Regions from separate parts of the Homo sapiens genome. Here region 1 is linked to region 2. The links are chromatin contacts, found by Hi-C or POLR2A ChIA-PET in ENCODE. All regions are on one chromosome and are shown on one strand. Each heading gives the region's core, a stretch centred on a gene start or an enhancer-like site at or near the end of the contact. The rest is flanking DNA. Distances are from core to core; before and after follow the strand shown. Region 1 holds the start of LIN9 (lin-9 DREAM MuvB core complex component). Region 2 holds the start of TMEM63A (transmembrane protein 63A).

Region 1 (5,389 bases), core at 1,833-4,332, 430 kb after region 2:
TGGGAGGTTGAGGCGGGTGCATCACCTGAGGTCAGGAGTTTGAGACCAGCCTAGCCAACATGGTGAAACCCCGCCTCTACTAAAAATACAAGAATTAGCCAGGTGTGGTGGCGGGCGCCTGTAAACCCAGCTACTCAGGAGGCCGAGGCAGGAGAATGGCTTGAACCCGGGAGGCGGAGGCTGCAGTGAGCTGAGATCGCACACTGCACTCCAGCCTAGGTGACACAGCAAGACTCTGTCTCAAAAAAAAAACAAAAGAAAAGAAAGAGAGGGAAGTGCCAAAGAAAATCTCTAGGTTTCTGCCCTGCCAGCTGAATGCACAGTGGAACCATTCGAATCACTAGAAGTATCTGTCCTGGGGTAGGACTGAGGTGGATTTTAAACCTGTGCAGTTTGAGGGGCCTTTGAAGCATCTAAGAAGAAATGTGAAACAGGCAAGAGATATCAAGAAAGGGAGCTCAGGAAAGATCTGGGCTGAAGATAGCCTTAATTTCCTTATATAAAATGTGAGCACTTACATCAACTGAAATGAAGATTAAATGAGCAAATACATGTAATATCCTTTGCATGGCATCTGGTTCATAGTAAATACTCAATAAATGGTAGCTTTCATTATTGATAATGTTATATCGACTCCTGAACAATATATTAGCTAGCCTCCTTGACTAAATGTGGCCAAAAAACATACTGCTATTTCCAGTATCAAATTGAAATCGCTTTTCCTTTTCAAGACCCTGCTCTAGTTTCAGTAATAATACCTGTTACTTTGCACTAATTCCATAAAAATTATTTATGTATACTTGATTTGTGGCACTGTATGACAAAGAAAGAAAGAAAATCCCTGGTTTCAACAAAGCTGAAGTCTACCTAAACAAGACATACGCTTCACAAATACACACCAATGCACCAGAGATGTCACAAAGTAATATAAATGATTAGGTTATATAATTTGAAAGTGGAGCTGGAATTTGAACCCTAATATAAATCCCAAGTCCCTACAAAGAACCACAGTAAATTCTCAATAAATGCTGGATGATATGAAGCAAATATTCCTAATGGCAGTTGTAAGAAAGCCACTTAAAATGCCTCTCATTACAACAGAATGACTACAGTAACCAAAACAGTAGCTCTAGTGATTGTGACATCCAAGAGGTGATAAGACATGTTTATGATAAAGATACCAAGGATGATGAAAAACATTTTCGGATGACAAGTACACTGTGCTTAGTAGGTCCACACTCATTTGGGAGCATTCTAAGTCACAATCAAGACCAGCTGCGGTGGCTCACGCCTGTAATCCCAGCACTTTGGGAGGCCGAGGCGGGTGGATCACCTGAGGTCGGGAGTTCGAGACCAGCCTGACCAACATGGAGAAACCCCCATCTCTACTAAAAATACAAAAAAATTAGGCAGGCGTGGTGGCACATGCCTGTAACCCCAGCTATTCGGGAGGCTGAGGTAGGAGAATCGCTTGAACCTGGGAGGCAGAGGTTGCAATGAGCCGAGATAGTACCATTGCACCCCAGCCTGGGCAATGAGTGAAACTCCATCTCAAAATAAATAAATAAATAAAATAAATCACAATCAATTGTATTCTACAAATAAACAGTACAGCTCATGACTGGTCAATAGCTGTGCCCTACCCAATACAGTGACTACTAGCTACATGTGACTATGCAAGTTAAAATTAAATAAAATTCAAAATTCAGTTCCTCCATCACTCTAGCCACATTTGAAATGTTCCATGGCTACATATGGCTAGTAGCTTGGCTGCCCTACTGGACATCACAAAAGAGAACAGTTCTATCATGGACAAAGTTCCTTGGGGACTTAGTGCTGCTCTCTATCAAATTTAAAACACAAACACTTTTAATACGACTTTTCACCAGCTTGGCAACTTGAATTTTTAACTTTATAACTTACTAAGAACACATGACCTCACAAAGAAAATGGAATCGGTAGTATGTTGAGTCCTCATTTTTAAGTCCATTTGCCTTGTGCATAGATAAGATTCAATAGTAATTGAGCCTTTCACAAATATGTATAAACTGAATAGTGAAAGTGGATTCAGGACTTTTTTTTGTAATTAAATAACATATTTGTCTTTTCATATAATTTATGCAATATTGTAAATTACAAAATTAAGTTCCATTGCCCTTAAACTATGGAATTGGTGCTTTTACTTACTCAACACAAGTGAGCATACATGTCTTAGATGTCAGGGTGAGTAAACATGGTTAGGGGAGGCAATGCCCTAGGGTGGGTGTCAGGCAGGGTACACGTACGCTGTGTTGGTCACATCCATGCATAAAGGTACCTTTATGGCTCTTAAGACACATATAGAATAAAGTCTGCGGGACGGGGTCTACCTGAACACTGAGTATCCGGGCTGGATGATCTCAGGAAAGGTCCACAGCCACCTGTGGTCCCAGGGGAAGGGGCCAACCCTCTGACACGGAAACACTTCCAGGGGTGGACACACCGGTGGGGGGGTGGGGAGGACAGTGAAGATCACAAGTGCCCGTAGAGGCAGGAGCTGTGACAGGACAAGATCAGAGGCTGGGGCAAGAAGAAGGGGCCGTGGACCACCCCGTGCCCAGCCCGAGCCCTCCCCCGGCCCCGGGACAGGCGAGTTACATAACCCCGGCGGGCGTCTCTCGGCGCCGGGCGAGTGGTGCAGGCGGCGAGGACAGCCCCCGCGCCCAGGGGCCGCTCTTCCCTCCACCTCGGCTGGGGGCCGGAGTGGCGCCAGGGGAGCAGCCACCGCCTCCGCCTGGCACAGGCTGGACTCCCGGGCTCTCGGTTTCCGGCCCTGGCGCTCACACAACCCCAGAAACCAACACACAGACACCATAACAAAGGCGGCGACGCGGCGGCAACACCGGAGTGGGAGGACTAGGGGACCACAGTGGGGCTGGCAGTCAGCCCACCTGCCCAGCGGAGGGCACGGCCGTCCGTCCCGGCCGGTGCAACCGCTGGGCAAGCAGCAGGCGGGAAAAGGGGGGGGTGCTTTGAGGTGCTACTCACTCTCGTCAGGCAACTGGTCGAGCTCCGCCATCTTGAACGAGCCGCGCCGCTTTTTCAAAGGCTGCCCGCCGCGGTGCATTGTGGGGCGGAGACTGTCTTTGCGAGGGAGGTTCGAATGCGGAGCTCGCTGCCCGCGGCGCCGCGCTGCGCTGCTCCCGCCGCGGCTGGCTGAGGCGGGCCCGGCTCCGCCCGCGCCTGCCCGGGGAGGAGGTGCCGCCGAAGGGGGGCCGCGCCTCGCCCCTCCGCCGCCGCCTCCGGCCGAGCCGGGCGGGAGGAAGGGAGGAAGGAGGCCGCACGGCGAGGCCCGGCGCCGGAGCGCGGGGGGAGCAGTACCAGCTCCGGAGTCCCGCCCGGGCCCCGCTCCCGGCGCATGTTCCGCGGCCCGCGCTGCAGCTGCGGGAACTGCAGGCTGTTTGTTCCGAGTGGAGAACGGGAGGGAGGCCCCGGCGGGGGGAAAGAAGCCCTCGGTTCTGGGTCGCATTGCCCGAGGGGGCTCTACGCAAAGTGAAATACTCACAGTTCCCGAAACCCACGTTGCTTGGGCGCCTCCGTCCCCTCACTTTTCCCGAGACCGCCGGCCGCAGCAGCCCCCTGCGCGTCGCGACGTCCGGGACTCGGTCCCAGCGGCCCCTCGCGATCCGGGCACGCCTTTCCCGAATGTTGGAAGCTGAGCTGCGTGCAGCCGGGGAGCGAGACCTTGAGAGGTCATGAAGTTGGTCATTTAGGCCGACAGCTAAAGAACTGTTCTGCTCAGCTGTTTCATCCATTCGACACTAGATCGTGCAGTGGGCTGGAAGAGAATTAGAAAACGAGTAACAGGAGGCTTCGAGAGGATACAGAAAGGAACAGTGACACTACAAGGTGATAAAGTACCTGATCCAAATGTTATGAGAATACTGGACGAGAATTGAACGAAATTGAAAGAAGCCCAAGGAAAAATTTCACAATATCTGTCTGTAACACTTTCCAGTAATAAAACACTGTTGCTTTTCAAAAATTCATTTAACGAATGTCATTGAGCTCCAATCCTTTTCTCCAGGAATTTATGGGGGTTGGAGGAATGAGACCGTTAAGCAGTCAAAAGACAACGTGGGTGAATTCCAGGAACTACAAAGTTAAAAGGCGGTAGACTAAGGTGACAGAGTGGTACACAGAGGCCCGCCCAGGCTAAGGAGTTGAACTTGCTTAGTCCACTGGAGCAGTGGAAAAGTCGGGTGTAAGAGGGGCACGTTTCTATTTGTGTTTTAGAACAAAAATATGGGAAATGGATTGGTGGGGGACAAGATGAGAGCCTAGAAACCAGTCAGGAAGAAGCTTATTTGGGGCATGCAAAGGACAGAAGAGAGATGCCTGCACTGGTAGCTAGAGAGGTGCAGCGGGTGGGCTCTGGAGCCCCAGGGCCTCGATGGGAAGAATCCAGATGGGCTGCTAGTTGTATAATCTCAGGCACGTTGGTTTCTTAACCGAATTCTCTGTGCCTCAGTTTCTTATCTGTAAAATGCAAATAACAGGGTTATTTTGAGGGCTAAACGATTTGATAGATGTAAGGACCTTATACTAGCTGCTAGCACCCATCAGCTAGCCACTATTACCACCATTACCACAGCATAGGCAGTATTAGAGAGAGGTGGCAGCATGCACTCCACCTTTCAAGACGTGGAAAATAAAGGATTGGGTGAGTCACTGGGTGTGAGGAGAAGGAAGTCTCATTGCTGATGCCAGCTCTGTGCCTTGGGTAACTGGGTGCTGCCATGCTAAGGTAGGAGGGAGAGCAGGGAGTGAGCAGGGAGGGTGAAAGTTCAATTTTACAAAGTAATCCTTCCTTCAGAGCTAGCTTAACCTCTCCTTTGCCTTCTAAACACACTCTGATCTGCTCCCTAAGAAGATTAAAACACTGGTCCTTGTTGTCAGCACCTAGGGGGTGCTTCAGCAGCTTGCACTTCAGTATCAATTTGGAGATGAGATCAAGAAAAGGTCAGCCCTTTAAGAATGGAAGAATAGAAATTAAAAAAACATGAGAGGTTACCAGAGTGGGAGAAGCAAAAGCTTTGTGAATGTCATGATAGTCAAGGTGTCATTAGACCAAGGCAAACCTGGTTTTATTCTGAGGCAGTTTTCATGTACACGCAACAACACAACTACTGTTTAAATCAATGTTTTTAGGCCCTTGCCTGATAATCTGCATTTTAAACAAAAACTTTGACTCTTCTCATAAATCCAAAGCCTGAAGCTGTATCCTAGCCCCAGATCTAGCGCTTAGCTGTGTGATCGAAGCCAAGGCACACCTAACTCTTCAATAAGTTTCGTTATTGAATATTTATGACAGGTTTTACAATGATTGGCTTACTTGATTCTCCCAACA
Region 2 (5,736 bases), core at 2,892-5,391:
CAGGGCAGAATTGAATCCCAAACCCAATATCCTGACTCTCAGATGCCACTTCTCTTTTTACTTTGCCACAGAGGAGAAAGTAAAGGGGGTGGTCTAGGGTAGGGACGGGGAGGGAGTCAGGAGTCCCAGGGCCTCCTCAGGGACCTCTGGGTCCCCTAGCTCTGCGCTTTCACACACACATACCCCTCCTGGGTACCATCAGTCTAACTGCAAGGCCCAGCATTTCCAAAGCAAACACTGCTCCAGGCTGGGTTGTTGACCTTTCCTTCCTGAGGCTCCTGGCGCCCCTGGTGAAGCTAATAGAAATCTCCAGTGTCTGTCCCCTGACACCAGAGGACCGGGAGTTAGTGTCCAAGTTCTCATGCTGTGGCTGAAGGGCCAGAACACATATTCAGCCTGGACTTGCTTAAGATCCTACCTGCCCAAATCTGGTAAATCTAGAATTCCCAGGGGATTTTTCTGCTAAGTCTGGTGCTTCTAGCTGTTACAGGGACAAAGATCTTGAGAACAAGAAGAAAAGATATAGAGAACCCAAACAGATGTTTGGATACCAGTAGTGCTGGTGAGGTGTGTATGTTGGGTAACCCCTAGGCCTAGAGTGCTGGGGACAATCACACATGGACACCTACCTACCTACCTACCTACCTACACACACACACACACACACACACACACACACACACACGAAGCACAGGAAGCATGAATGAGTGGAAAGCCCAAGAACATGGGAGCATCCCACAGACAGCCAAGTGACTTTCTCAACCTTCTAAGAGACTTGGCAATGGCTGGAGGTAGTGGGGGTTGTGATGCCAGAGTCATGGGGCTGCTGACTCTGAACAGAGTGTCACAAGAGTGACCTCTGGAACACAGATGTTCTTGGCTTCCCTTTAAAATCCCCCAGTGGCACCACCCAATGGAACACACCAGCCCAACACTTCAAGGCCACCACCTACCCCTCCTCCTTCCTGTCCCCACACTTACCAGACACTAGGGGAAGGAAGGACTGTGGATGGGCCCGTTGGAGAGGTCCTCAGTTGGAGCTGTCTCTGGCAAAGGCAAAAGCAGCCCCAGCCACCTCCCAAGCTGCCAAGGGCCAGGCGTCGGGCCTAACACTCATGTCCTGCAGGGCTTTCCTGACCAGCGAGTCCTGGGGTACCAAACTGTAGACTTTCCTGAAGGATCACAGACACCAAGCATCACATGGGAGCCACCCTTTTCCAGTGTAGGGGTCTGGATGGAAACCCTCCAGCACACACCTGTGTATGCATGCTGCCCATATGGACCTTTAGGTTCTGCCCAGTGGGCTCCCTCCTGCCTTGATCTCTCCCCAAACTCCCAGAACTGGTTCTCCATCCATCAGTGCTCCTCTGTGCGACCCTACTCCTCCTTCCTCGGCCAGCACCACCTGTGGCCCCAGCCTCTCTCCTCTTTGCCAATGGCTCAGGGACCTGCTGGGTCTAGGGGAGCAGCCCTCTCCCACAGAAACCCTGGAGGTTGTGGGCTCACGGTAGGGCCCCAAGCAAAGGACTTCACCTGGGCCCCAAGGGCCAATGCTACTGGGGAGGCTCCCCAGGGTTCCCCAAGAGCTAGAATCAGGAAAAGGGAACACAGCAGCATGAACAAGGAAGGCTTGAAATGTGAAGTGGAAAGAAAAAACATCCCCATAAAATGCTCACAGAGAGAGCATTGTCCCTGGAAAGGGGAGGGTGCTGTGGTGGTGCTGGGAGTGGCATACCCTCGCCAGTGCTGCAGAGGAGAGAGGCCTCTGCGGAGGGAAACACCTGCGGCTCCTCTTCCCCCTCCCTCCAGCCCCAGTCATGCCTCTAAGTTACTTGTCTCTTGCCAAATAGGCTTCCCAGGGTGGTTTGACAAAGTTTGATATGAACTCAGGGAGGTGGCTAGCAAATACTATCAGCCTGAGACGGAGGTAAGGTCAGGTGGCCAGTCCTGTCTGCCCTCTCCGATGAGCACCCAGGTTAGGGTAGAGCTCTGGGGACCCACAATCTCTCTCAGACCTTTCAGCTCAGTCCCAGCCTGTCCCTGCCCATTAGACACATAAAGTCCAGATCCCCCTGAAACAGCTCCGTCCCTCTGGCTCTCCATGGGACAGCTCCTCTGCATTTTCACAAACAGGCACGCTCTGAGCAGGCAGCTGGGAACACAGACACCATGGGACAGTGCTGCCAGGCTGAGGAGAAGGCAGGGGGAGGGGAGCACCCAGCTGGCAGCTGTATAGAGGAGGCCAAACCAGCAGCTAGGCACTGTGGTTGAAGTGGCACTGCCTGGCTGAGAACCCCTGGCAATATTCAGTCATCCTAGATGTATGTGAATGCCTAGCACTTACCTGTGCCTTCCAGAAATTCTCCATTCATCCCCTTATTCCTACTCAATATGCCGAGGGTAGGAAAGCCAAGAATTACTGCTGAGGCCCAAGAGCCAGAGTGGGCAGCAGGTGACTTCACGCTCCCAACCCAAAGTTCAACCCATGTGCAGGCAAGCGTCTGATTGTGGCCAGTGGGAGAGGGCTAAATCCAACAGCTGGTCTAAATTTGCCAAAGTAAACTACCTATGCTAATCCACTGCCAGTCTCCATTGGCAGCAAGGACTGGCCTGGTGGTCAACTTGACAAGCTCTAGAAATACCAGCAGAATGTTGCAGGAAGTATATGGATATTGTTCGTTCTTGCAAGAAGGCCCGTACAAATTCAGGGTAATTTTATCATCACCAAATCTTTCAATCCTGTGATGACAATAGCGAAACTACAAGCAGCTCCAGGCCTTCTGCCTCAGGAGCTAACTCTGGTCTTTCAGATGCAGAATAAGGTTGCAAAGTAAAGTACAAACTTCTCCTTATGGCAACACCAAACAGGACCCAGTAACCTGGACAACTGTTTACCTCCTACCCTGGAGCACAAAGGAAATGACACAGCCCCTGGCTGAAACCAGAGGCAGTGTGGCTCAGGGATTATGTGAGCAGGCTCTGGAGTTAGGGTCTCAGCACCACGCAGTTCAGACAAGCAGCCTAACCACTCTGTGCCTTGGCTTCCTTCGCCAGGAAATGCGAGTGATGACTTTCTCTCACGGAGCTGTTGGGAGGCACAGATCCCAAACAACACCTGTAAAGCACTTAGCCCAGGACCCGGCCCTAGCAAGCAATTAGAAGCTGTCTGCCTTTATTTTAAGTCGCCCCTCCAGCTAATGGGAAACACAAGGGCAGGATCCCACCTGACGTCTTCTCTGTTAGAGCCCAACGAACAGCTAGGAGAGACCTTTGCCCCCACACTAAACAAAGGAGAGGGGCGTGTGAAGGGAAAAGGAGCCTCGGCTTCCGTTCATATCCCCCTTGAAGGCACAGCAGACTTGAGGATGACCTGAGAGGTGTCAAGGGAGGGTCAGTGGGTCCGCCACGCTGTCCACCCCTGCCCTTGAAGAGGACACCACCTGCCTGGGGCTGAATGACCAAGGCCCCTCCAGGGCCTCAGGTAGCTAGTCTTATCAGGTGCTGGAACCTTTGCGGATTTGGTTTCTTAGCAGAGCTCGCCTCACCCTTTCCGCCCCCGCCCTTCCCCCCAGTCCCCGAGTCCCCAGCCTCCCTCCTCAGGACTCCGCCAAGGCTGCAGGAAGTGGTCACCCAGGAACAGCCCGAGGGGTGGCCTCTGCCTTCCTGGCGTCAGGAGAGTCGGACGCTTGGCCCTTTCCCAGCCCGGCCTCGTATAGGGTCCGAGGAGCCCATAGCTGCACTCCTAGTTAGGTGGGAGGTCGGACTCCGCCGACAAATCCCAAAGAGAGGGGTGGGGAAGAAGGAGATACCAGCCCTGAAAGCGAAAAGCCGGAGAGGAAAGTCCTGAAAAGCCGCCAGGAATTCCCAAGGAGCGCAGGGCTGGAATGGAGGCGCTGCCCGGACCCTCTCCTCCCACCCAATCCCGCGTCGTCACCCCCTGCTTGGGGTCGGGGGCTCTGGGGTCTGCGTAGGCTGGGAGCCGTTCCGGAACCGGACACCTGGCGCGCACGTCCCGGGAAAGGCGGAGGGTGCATTGCCCCTCCTCACGCCCCCTGTCCCCTGTACCTGCGGCGGCGGCGTGTCTGGCGGGACCCAGCAGCGCGGGGCGTGTTCCGACCACTTAAAAGTTACAAAGTGAAACTCCGGCGCCTCCTGCACATGCGCAGAGCTGCGGCCACCCCTTTCCCAATTTGGAGTCTTGGCCCGCGGCGGCGCAAGCCTGTACGCAGCTGACTGCGCCTCCCGCGGTGGCCCTCGGCGGTCCTCTGCCCCGGCCTGGCCTCCTGGTCGCCGCTCAGCCCCGCAGCTCCTCCCGGAGGTCTGCAAGCCCCGGACCGGCCAGCTCACGTCCAGGCTCCAAGAAGGGATCCGCCGGGGCGCACCCTCTTCCGTCCCCCGGCACGAGCCCAGTCTCTGGACGCCTCCGGGAGAACTGGGCCAAGCACAGGGTGGTCGCGGCGCAGGGAGAGCATCTGCAAACGTTGGTCCCTGTAGTGCTTTGAATTTCCCCGAAGAGCTCTTAGACCCGCCCCGGGAGAGTGGGGTTGCGGGGGTGGTAGCATGGGGAGCTCAGCAGGATTCAGCCCGCACCTCGGCTCCGGGTAGTCGGGAACCGCGCGGAGCGCCCTGCAAGAGGCCACGGCTCCCCCGCCGCTGTAGAAGGCCGGACCGTGAAAGCCCGGAGGGTCTCCGTTCGGGCAAAAATGTGGGGGCGGGTCGCAGCATTTCCAACGCCCCCTGGGGCTAGTCCATTACTGCTCGAGCCAGGGCCGCCAAGGGCACCTACTCCAGCCCAGGTCCGAGAGCGCGGCATGCCTCCCGGCCGGGAGCCAAATGTTTCCAGGGAGCCGGTGGCCTCCACAACCGGACCGCAAGCTCGCGAGGGCAGGGCCGGCCCGCCGCGCCAGGGACTGCTGGGCGCTGCGCGGGAAGCGAGGCTGGGTTCGGGGAGGACCGCGCGCCCTGGGAATCAAGGAGCAAACCAACCCGTCCGCAGGCCCCTGTTTCCCTATCTGTGAAATGAGTGGTTGGACCAAAGCTTCCTCTCAGGTCCCTTCCAGCACCCCTCTCTGAGCTCTGAGCAGTCCTCACCCCACATGCATGCCTTTGCAGGTTCTCCGACCTCCCTTCCATTTCTGAGCTTTCATCTTTTTCTGTAACGGCATAAAAATATCCTCCTTATGGCCGGGCGCGGTGGCTCATGCCTGTAATACCAGCACTTTGGGAGGCCGAGGTGGGCGGATCACCTTAGGTCTGGAGTTCGAGACCAGCCTGACCCGCATGGAGAAACCCCGTCTCTACTAAAAATACAAAATTAGCCGGGTGTGGTGGCACATGCCTGTAATCCCAGCTACTAGGGAGTCTGAGGCAGGAGAATCGCTTGAACCTGGGAGGCGGAGGTTGCGGTGAGCTGAGATTTCACCATTGAACTCCAGCCTGGGCAACAAGAGCGAAACTCTGTCTCAAAAAAAAAAAAAAAAAAAAAAAAATTCCTCCTTACCTCCCTGTCCCTGATTCTAGCGCCAGTCTGTGGCTGTCCAGGAGTGGGGTGGGGAGGGTCTCTTCCTGCCTCTCTCAGTTCTTTTCTGTCCCATCTGTCTTTCCCCTTCTCTCCCCAAAGCTCTAGCCACTAGTTATTTTCCAGGGTTTTTCCTCTATGCCCCCCGCCAGTATCATCTCTGCCCTTGTCCCTCCATAGCTGCGCCTGGCCATCCCCCCTCCCTGCTCTCTTACCTC

The links. Hi-C counts contacts between places; a loop is a spot of excess contacts on that map. ChIA-PET counts read pairs that join two places held with the same protein, here RNA polymerase II (POLR2A). Pooled maps may share reads with other maps.
Region 1: a pooled map shows a loop between it and region 2 (4-fold over the local background). The contact joins the promoter of LIN9 here to the promoter of TMEM63A in region 2. A Hi-C loop is called at or near these places in 6 of 50 pooled maps. POLR2A ChIA-PET finds 5 or more read pairs at or near these places in 4 of 52 experiments (H1, HEK293T, PC-9 and 1 more).

The regions. Positions count from the first base shown.
Region 1 is chr1:226,306,082-226,311,470 of GRCh38, forward strand. LIN9 (lin-9 DREAM MuvB core complex component) reads right to left here and starts at 3,083. Exons shown (of 15, transcript NM_001366245.2): 1 at 3,028-3,083. The coding sequence starts at 3,058. RefSeq lists an enhancer at 2,216-2,982 and silencers at 2,536-2,765, 3,186-3,435.
Region 2 is chr1:225,878,239-225,883,974 of GRCh38, forward strand. TMEM63A (transmembrane protein 63A) reads right to left here and starts at 4,142. Exons shown (of 25, transcript NM_014698.3): 1 at 4,066-4,142; 2 at 982-1,172. RefSeq lists enhancers at 1,748-2,698, 4,901-4,950, 5,011-5,060 and silencers at 3,551-3,670, 4,231-4,390.